2 separate regions of the Mus musculus genome follow, and region 1 is linked to region 2. The links are chromatin loops, found by intact Hi-C in ENCODE. Cell type or tissue: heart. All regions are shown on one strand.

What was found. Hi-C counts contacts between places; a loop is a spot of excess contacts. Peaks named below come from ENCODE experiments on the same cell type or tissue, not always from the same donor. Only the 100,000 strongest peaks of a DNase experiment are listed, where the experiment ranks them.
Region 1: it touches region 2 in a loop (2.8-fold over the local background); 3 of 42 quality-filtered maps call a loop at or near these places.

The regions. Positions count from the first base shown.
Region 1 is chr16:76,280,178-76,284,177 of GRCm38, forward strand. No RefSeq gene overlaps it. Among named protein-coding and RNA genes, the nearest start is that of Gm30569, 19 kb to the right of the region's middle. In heart, no CTCF peak of the experiment used is centred here; no DNase peak of the experiment used is centred here.
Region 2 is chr16:76,224,404-76,228,403 of GRCm38, forward strand. The region is part of intron 2 of Gm30507 (a long non-coding RNA gene); the gene reads right to left. Among named protein-coding and RNA genes, the nearest start is that of Gm30507, 23 kb to the right of the region's middle. In heart, no CTCF peak of the experiment used is centred here; a DNase peak (open chromatin) is centred at 2,268; H3K27ac peaks cover 189 bases.

The DNA of each region.
Region 1 (4,000 bases), 56 kb after region 2:
TGGTTCCTAACTCTCACCTGTCTAGGGTAACACTTCAACCTAATTTTGCCTATTCTGACTCAGCCAATGAAACTGGCACACATTCAGAATGACAGTTAAACATTGCTTGATTCCAGGGAAGCTGGGAAATTTAAATTACTAAATGGCTGGGATTACTCCCCCCAAAAATGCAGAGACCACTGTTCTCACCAAAATCTACATGGTAACGTTTATAGAATTTTACATATAATTATCCAAACTTGGAAGCAGCTAATACATCTTCCAACAGGTCAACACACAAGCAAACTCTGTTATGATTCACAAATGGGTCGTTATCAGCAATGAAAGTAAGTGAACTATCAAACCACAAGATGTAGACCAATCTTCAGTGCTTATCACTAAGTGAAAGAGGCAGCTCTGAAAGGCTACGGACTGTTAGGTTCTGACTAGACAACGTTCGAGAGAAGGAATACTTCCTGTGCTCAAGGAGGGGCGTGTAGTCAGGGTGAAGGTGGGCGCCACGGGCACAGGAGGTCTTAGTGTGCTAAGTCTGTTCTATAGGATAATATGATAGTGCTATACAGTATAATTCATCAAATAATAGATAATAAATACAAAAATTGAAACTAGTGTAAACTATGGGCCTTAGCTATTAATATAGTAATATTGATTCCTCAATTATAGCAAATGTACTACAGTAATCAAAGTGTTACTCATAGAAGGGAAACTTGCATGTGGTGTATGGCAAACATTGGCTGCTTCTTGCACACTTTTTAAATAAAACCTATTTTGATGTGATAGATACTGCAAAGCCACTGAAACATTGCAAAATAGTGAGCGTGTAATGAACACTGGACACAATTGTCTTATGACAGAGAATGGCTTATTTTGGCTTGTAGTTTTAGAGTTGGTCAGTGATCATTCGATGGCCTTATTGCTTTGGGCCTGTGACGCCACAAGCTGATGGGGAGCACGAGGCAGGGCAAAGCAACCTCCTTGTGGCCAGGAAGAGATGAAGGGATGCCATGAAGAGCTCGTGCTAGAGAGCATAGCGTATTCTCAGGCTCCACCCCTTCTCAGCAGTGCCACCCTTGGGGCACATTTCAGATCCAAATTTTACCTATACGGCTTTTGATCACCATGAAGTCCATGGTTTCCAGGAGCCTACATTCTTACCCCAGGACAAAAACACACTAGAAATAAATCTGATTTAAATGTATAGATTCCCAACAGACTTCTTATCTTTGATGTAGGAAGAAAGGATTATCCTTTAAATAGTTAAGATTAAAAGACATCCTGCTTTTCTCAAGCAAAAAAAGCAAAAACTTATTTTTTTTTTTTCCCTTTTCAGTCCAGAAAGTCAAATCTGGGACATAAGGAAATGACCTCACTTAAGCAAAAGCAGGGATGCTGGACTTGTAACTGCTGTTCTCATTCTTACTATAGCCATCTGTCCTCATGGTCCTTCAATTAAGGACTAACTCCAAAATATCCCTTTTATGTTAAAAAGCCTTGACGGCAGACATCCCTCCTCTCTTCCTTACAACCTCCAGTCTTATAACGAGTGGAAATTGGGAATGGCCTTTATCAGCACTGCTTCACTAGAGAGAGTGAACTGGTTCATCGTCACCGAAAACACCTACTCATCCTGAATATACTCTAGATTTACATTTTCAGGGCTAGTCACAAATATTCTGGGTGCAACGAAGTTTCAGACAAGATCTTATTTCTTCTCAAGGGATAGGAAATGAATTCTCATTCCAACCCTCGGCAAACAGAACACCCTTGCTAAACACATTTATGCCAATTCTGTGCAATCAGAAGAAAGGGAAATCTTATCTAGCAGCTTAGCACCACATGAGATAAGCTCTACATCAAGCTATGTACATTCATTAGTCATGTACGGCTCCATCCAAATCCTAGTGATTTGGTCACAATAGGGAAGTTGCCACATTCAAAACACTCCAATGGCTGATGGCTGAGCTAGTTGGGTACCCGTTGTCATTTCTGTATCCACAGAAATTCGTAGTTCCTTGGGGGAATCTGAAGTAGGCTAGTATTAATTGTAGCTTCCATGAGGTCGAGAATCTTTATCATTAAGAACCTGTTTGCTTGCCTTTGACTTTTTAACAGTAGTCTGAAGTATACTATTTATTCTAATGAGTGCAATAAGGGAAGCTTACAAAAAGTGTTAAGCATTTGTAGTGGGCTCACCAACACATTGATCCCATAGTGGTGAATAATCCTTAGGCAAAGAATGGTAAGGGACTGAAGGTACCTATGGCACCTAGGCAGGAGTGCTCAGAGACAGTGAGTCATACTGCATGTAGGGACAGATGTCTAAGACCTTGGATACATGGAAGAATCTAACTGAATTCAACTAGGCTTCCGTTGTCATCAGTGGTTTTGTTTGAAGAGCCCAGTGGGTTCTTATGCTTTTGAACTAGAATGTCTTTAAAGAAATGGGAGGAGGAAGGCCCAGTAGATACAGAAAACTTGAAATGACAAGTTAAAACTCAGAGTGACAGCATATGAGATGGGTGGGAAGCAACAGATTAAGGAAATCTCAGATGAATGATAGTGATCATAAACCAAAGTCAAGGAGGAACTCCATCTGGAGTCATGGTTTTCCAACATAGGGAAAGGGTGATTAGAAAAACCTGGCAGAGAGCATGCACACTGAATTTGAGACTGGGGTAAGCTGAACTTCAGAAGTTAATAGTATGACAACGTAGATGGGTAGACATAAGTTAGAGGAAACATAAACTTTAGGATGGCTGGATACTTAGAAGGAACTTGAAGTCTGAGCTGTTTGAAGGGCCGGATGGTTAGTATCACTGAATGTCGGTATAGGAAGGAGTCTTAATGGAAGAGAATGTTGAACACAGATGATCTTGGCACTCTGAAAGACACTGGGTTATAAAACCAAATGGATTACATGTCAACAGCTCTCTCTCTCTCTCTGGCTAGGATGGGAGGTAGGGACAGAACGTGTTGTTTGTTTCCAGGGAGGAAGGTCTTTAGGAAAGCAAGAATGGGTAGGAGATGGTGGCTCATGCCTATAATCCCAAACCCTGGGAAAATGAATCTAGACTGCTGCAAATCGAAGGCTAGCCTGCACAAGCCTACAGTACTATCCTGTAAAGCCACGCCCCGCCCCTTCCTCCTAAAAGGCTTTAGTTATAGTATAAATGCCCACCACACTTTTAAAGCTTTCAGACTGCCAAGGGGGGTGGGGGTTAAGGGATGTTATCAAATCTGAAAGCTTTGATCTTGTGAGGGACTTTTTAGTTTTATTAGCAGGAAGAAAACAAATTCAAAAAGAGGAAAGGACGTGGGTGGGTGGAAGTTCATAGCTTCTTTGTGGGAGACACAATATTCATCACACTTCCTGGAAAATCTCCTGGTGACTAGATTGGGCTTTTCACATATGTGTTTGATTTTCAGCACCCAGTCTTTCAGCAGAATGAGGGGTAGCACTCCTACCTTCTGGCCTGGCCAGTACCTACTACTGTTCCCCTGAGGGAACTATAGCTGGTTGCTCCATCCCCTCACTCCTGAGAAAACCAAATAGGTTCCTGTACAAGTGGGGATACCCCATGGATTCTTCATAGCCACACAGCCTATACAGAGTCTCCTCTCAGGCCTAACCTGAGACCAAAACCGTGAAGCCAGTGCTCAGGTGCCTGCTTTGATAAGTTTAACTAAGTGAATGATGCTTTGCTCCAAGTAGAGATAAATGAGAGTCAATTTGTTTTTTGTGGGTACCTTAGTTAGAGTTATTATTGCTGTGCTGAAACACCTGGGAGGAAAGGGGTTGTTTGGTTTATACTTCCTTATCACAGTTCATCATCAGAGGAAGTCAGGACAGGAACTCAAACAGGGCAAGAACCTGGAGGCAGGAGTTGATGTAGAGGCCATGAAAGAGCTGCTTACTGGCTTCCTTCCCGTGGCTCACTCAGCCTGTTTTCTTTTAGAGCCCATGATTAGAGGTGTCCCCACCCTCAATGGACTGGACCCT
Region 2 (4,000 bases):
AAGACCATGTGCCCTAACCAATTACTCTAAAATCATTGCCATCAACCCAAAGAAAACCCATTTCTTGCCTAGAATTGTGTGCATGGCGTTTCAATGTAAATTACAGAACTCTCACGGTGACCTGGAGTGAAGCTCAGTTGTAGATCACTTATGAGACTGTAATGACTTAATTTCAACCTCCAGCTCTGCAAAAACCAAACAGATGAACACCAAGACACCACAAAGCAAAATAAATAACTATGACCGCAACAAGGAATACCATAAATGCAAACAAGAGCCCATAGTCTGAATTCTCTCCCCAACTAAGCAAATCACTACTTAGAAAAGTTAGGAAAGTTTCTGAGGTTATGCAACCAGTATCAGTAAAGAGGTCACTTGGGAACCAAATTTACTGCTTCCCCCTTACGAATTTCAATATTAAAATACAGAAGTCATACCCCCTCTAGGCCACTTGCATCCCGTTGTGAACGGAGACAAACAAAGCCAAATGACCAGGGTGGCTTCTACATTCCTGAAGTCACTGGACCTACTGGCTTCTAAGAGTAGCCCAGCTGAGGCAGCTGGCCAGGTAATCTAAGGCTGCTTCTAGCTCTGCAATCCAGTGACCCTTGACGCTCAACTTGTGCGCCAGAATGCCTGTCATTTCTGAGTATAGAGCGTTCACAGTCCTTTCTGGTAAAAAAAATAGGTTAAGCAAATACAAAGGGACGCTCAGGCTCCTCTGTGGGTCTATGCCTTGGTAACCGGGGATGAAAACTGGTTGATCACAGCAAGCAAGCTTCAGGGTCTACCATTTACAATTGAAATGCTTTACTGGCGAGGTTAAGAGTTCAAAGTTGAGTCACAGTCTGAGGTGGCCCTGCTCTTCCTTTTTAATTATCTGAGGTCAGGAAGTTAATAATACCAGAAATCCCCAATAGAGACCTCCTGTGAACTCTGTGAACTTTAAACTCGCCTCTCTCTATCTCTCTCTTTCTTTTTTTTTTAAATGGGTAAAAAGTTCAGTACAAACACAGCGGACTTTCCTCTTAGTCTCCACCCGTTCACACCCCCACCAAGGTCAAAAGTTCAACTGTAAAACAGAAAGCCTTGTTCTCTGATCCACATTTAAACAGATCACTTATTAAAAGGTAAACATTCCCAAACCAAGCCAAAGTCCAAAATGAATCTGTTCAATAAAAATGAAAATATTGTAATAAAACAAGTCTTTGATCTTTATCTCTTGCCTTGCAATTGGACATCGGGCTTTTTTTTTTTTAAACTTTTTGAATCTTATGAAAAGAATACACTCGTGAACTCTCTGCTCACCCAGTTCTTCCCTGAGATTAGACTCTCTAGAAGAGATAAAATCTCAGACGTTTTCAGGTAGTTCTTTGACTGCCTATCTTAAGACAGCAGAGTCTATTCCTTGTGTGTTCGTTCTTTTGCTTTTGCTTTTAAAAGCACCAAGTGTCAAGTACTGTGGAGTTGAGAAGGGTTTCTCAAAGTCGGTGAAGAATGCAGAAAGAGGAAAGAAACAGGACCACGTACATCATGAACCTCGTGGGAATAAGAGACAAACCAAATCTGACATCCTAAGCAATATTACGACTCACACATGAAGCCAGAGGATAGACACAGTGCTGGCATAGAGACGCAAGGCATATCCTGACTTGGAACTTTCCAACTGATCGTCCTATAAGGCAAAGTCTAAAGTGCCCCTTCTACAAGAGCAAATAACACAGAGTCCATTGTGTTCCGAACACGTCAGTCATTATTCTAAAAGGTCTTACCTTGTGAGTCACCCCATTTGTGGGGGCATGAATAGATGATACATGTCTTAATGTACAAGCCAGACTGGCCTCCAACTCATAACCCTCCTGTCTGAATCTTCCAGGTTGACAGAATTGCAGGTGTTTGTCACCATATTCAGCTCAAAAACTTTTGTAGAAAGATTTTTTTTCTCACAACTTAGTAATTACACAAGAATACTGTCACTTGCTTCCTACTTGAATTTTTTTTAAAGAGTAATAAATACACTCAGTTACAGAAAAAATGACAGGACTTGTGAAATAAAGATATGGTAAATGTATTCATAATTAATATTTTTGCACAGCTTATAAGATTTTCTGGTAATATCTAGCACAAAAATGAGACCTGGATACCGCTCTAAACACACTATGCTCTAGATGCATCCACACTGTGAACAATGTGCCGAGTGACCTCTGAGACGCTGGGATGCATCTGCACAACCCAGCCAGGAACAGCGCAGACAGGAAGGAAGTGTGGGGAGAGCACGCGTTCCTTCCTTCTGCTAGGGCTCCCTTCTCAGCAGCTGTGAGGACGGATGGAAATTCCTTATGAGTCAATCTGAGACTTCAAAGTATGGGATACAGCTTGAGAGACCCAATCTTATTGATTAGGATGCTGACCAAAAGGAAGGCACTATATTTAGGAGGGCATTTGGGGGGAAACTAAGCGTTGAAGCAGTTATTTGACAAATGGTGGCAGGGATTTGGAGGCTCTGCAGCCTTGTAGGCTGGTATTACATGAATGCCGTCTGCTTTCAGTTCTTCTACTGAAGAACTGCTCATGATTAATTTTTTTTTCTCTTCCTTCTTTTCAAAGTTTGAAGACACTAAATTTTATTTGAGCTAGCTGTTTCCAACCTTCTGTCTGAGAGAATTTTCTAATAAAAAAAAAGATTTTCCTCCTCATTCCTTTTGTTTTAAAGAAATCATTATGTAAGAAGGATCATGCTGTACTCTAAGCATGCTACCCTTCGCTGTCCCTTTTAGATAGAAATGGGATTGGATCCACACACAGTTGACTGCACACCCCAAAGTAGATGGTGTGTTGGGAGGGCCCCAAGAGTCTTTGTTTGCCTTGGTCTTATGTGTTTTTGACTCCTTCACCTTCTGATCCCACTACCTGGTGCCACTCAACTGTCCCACCCTGAAACCTTGACTTCTCTGCCTTAACATGTCTCTTCCCCTCCCACAGCTCCTTCTCTGTCCCATTTGTCCACTCTATAAATCTCTCTCCTAGCAATGGAGTAGGGAGTTCTGCTGCAGTAACTATCTTCCTGTGTTCAGTACATTTTTCTGTCTCTGATGATAAAATATGATCAAAAAGGGAGAGGTCCCACGCAATCCCCTGGAAGGTCCTCCTTCATAAACAGAAACAGAAACTAACCAGGGAAGAAATGCAATGCATATTTCCAGATAGTACATACAAAAAGGTGCCTGCCAGAGAGGTTTCTCTCACACTGCTCTGCCAGAGCGTCGGGCCAGAGGTCTTCATGAAGCCCAAAGCATTGTGAAGGTATTTGTACATCTTTTCCCACCTTGGATTCCATTTGGAATTTTTTTTTCCATGAGTTCATAGCTAGAGTTCAAAAGCATCTTGGAAACTCTCTAATCCCCATTTTCGGAATTTCTGTGTGTGCTCTAAAATAAGTCAGTCGATGCTCTCTGTCCTCGATCTCTTCCTCACAGACTGTTGCTCATGGGGGTGGGGGTGGGGGTGGGGAACTGCTCTGAGACCCTGCCTGTGATAGCCTCACCTGTACACTCCAATCTGTGGATTTCTCCAGAGCTGTAAGACAGGTGTCTTTTTAAAAGGAGATGAGTAGGAGGGAAGGATGGAAGCTAAGGAGGAAGACAGAAAGCCCTCCTGCGTTTGACATGCACCTCGGTACTAGTGGGCTGCAGCACTCTAACCTGGGGCTGCCAAATTTAGCTCAAAAGGCAGCTCTGTATTCCCAATTGGTCCTCACCTCTCACCATCTCTGACTTCAGCAGTGCGCTAAACTTGTCTGAACCTGAATTTCCACCTCTCTCTCTCTCTCTCTCTCTCTCTCTCTCTCTCTCTCTCTCTCTGTGTGTGTGTGTGTGTGTGTGTGTGTGTGTGTGTGTGTGTGTGTGTGTGTTGTAGGAATCAGTTCAGGACTCTGTGGAGAACAGGAACATTATGTCAGGGACTGGCCAAAGTTAGGAGTTGGTTGGGACTCAGCAAGCAG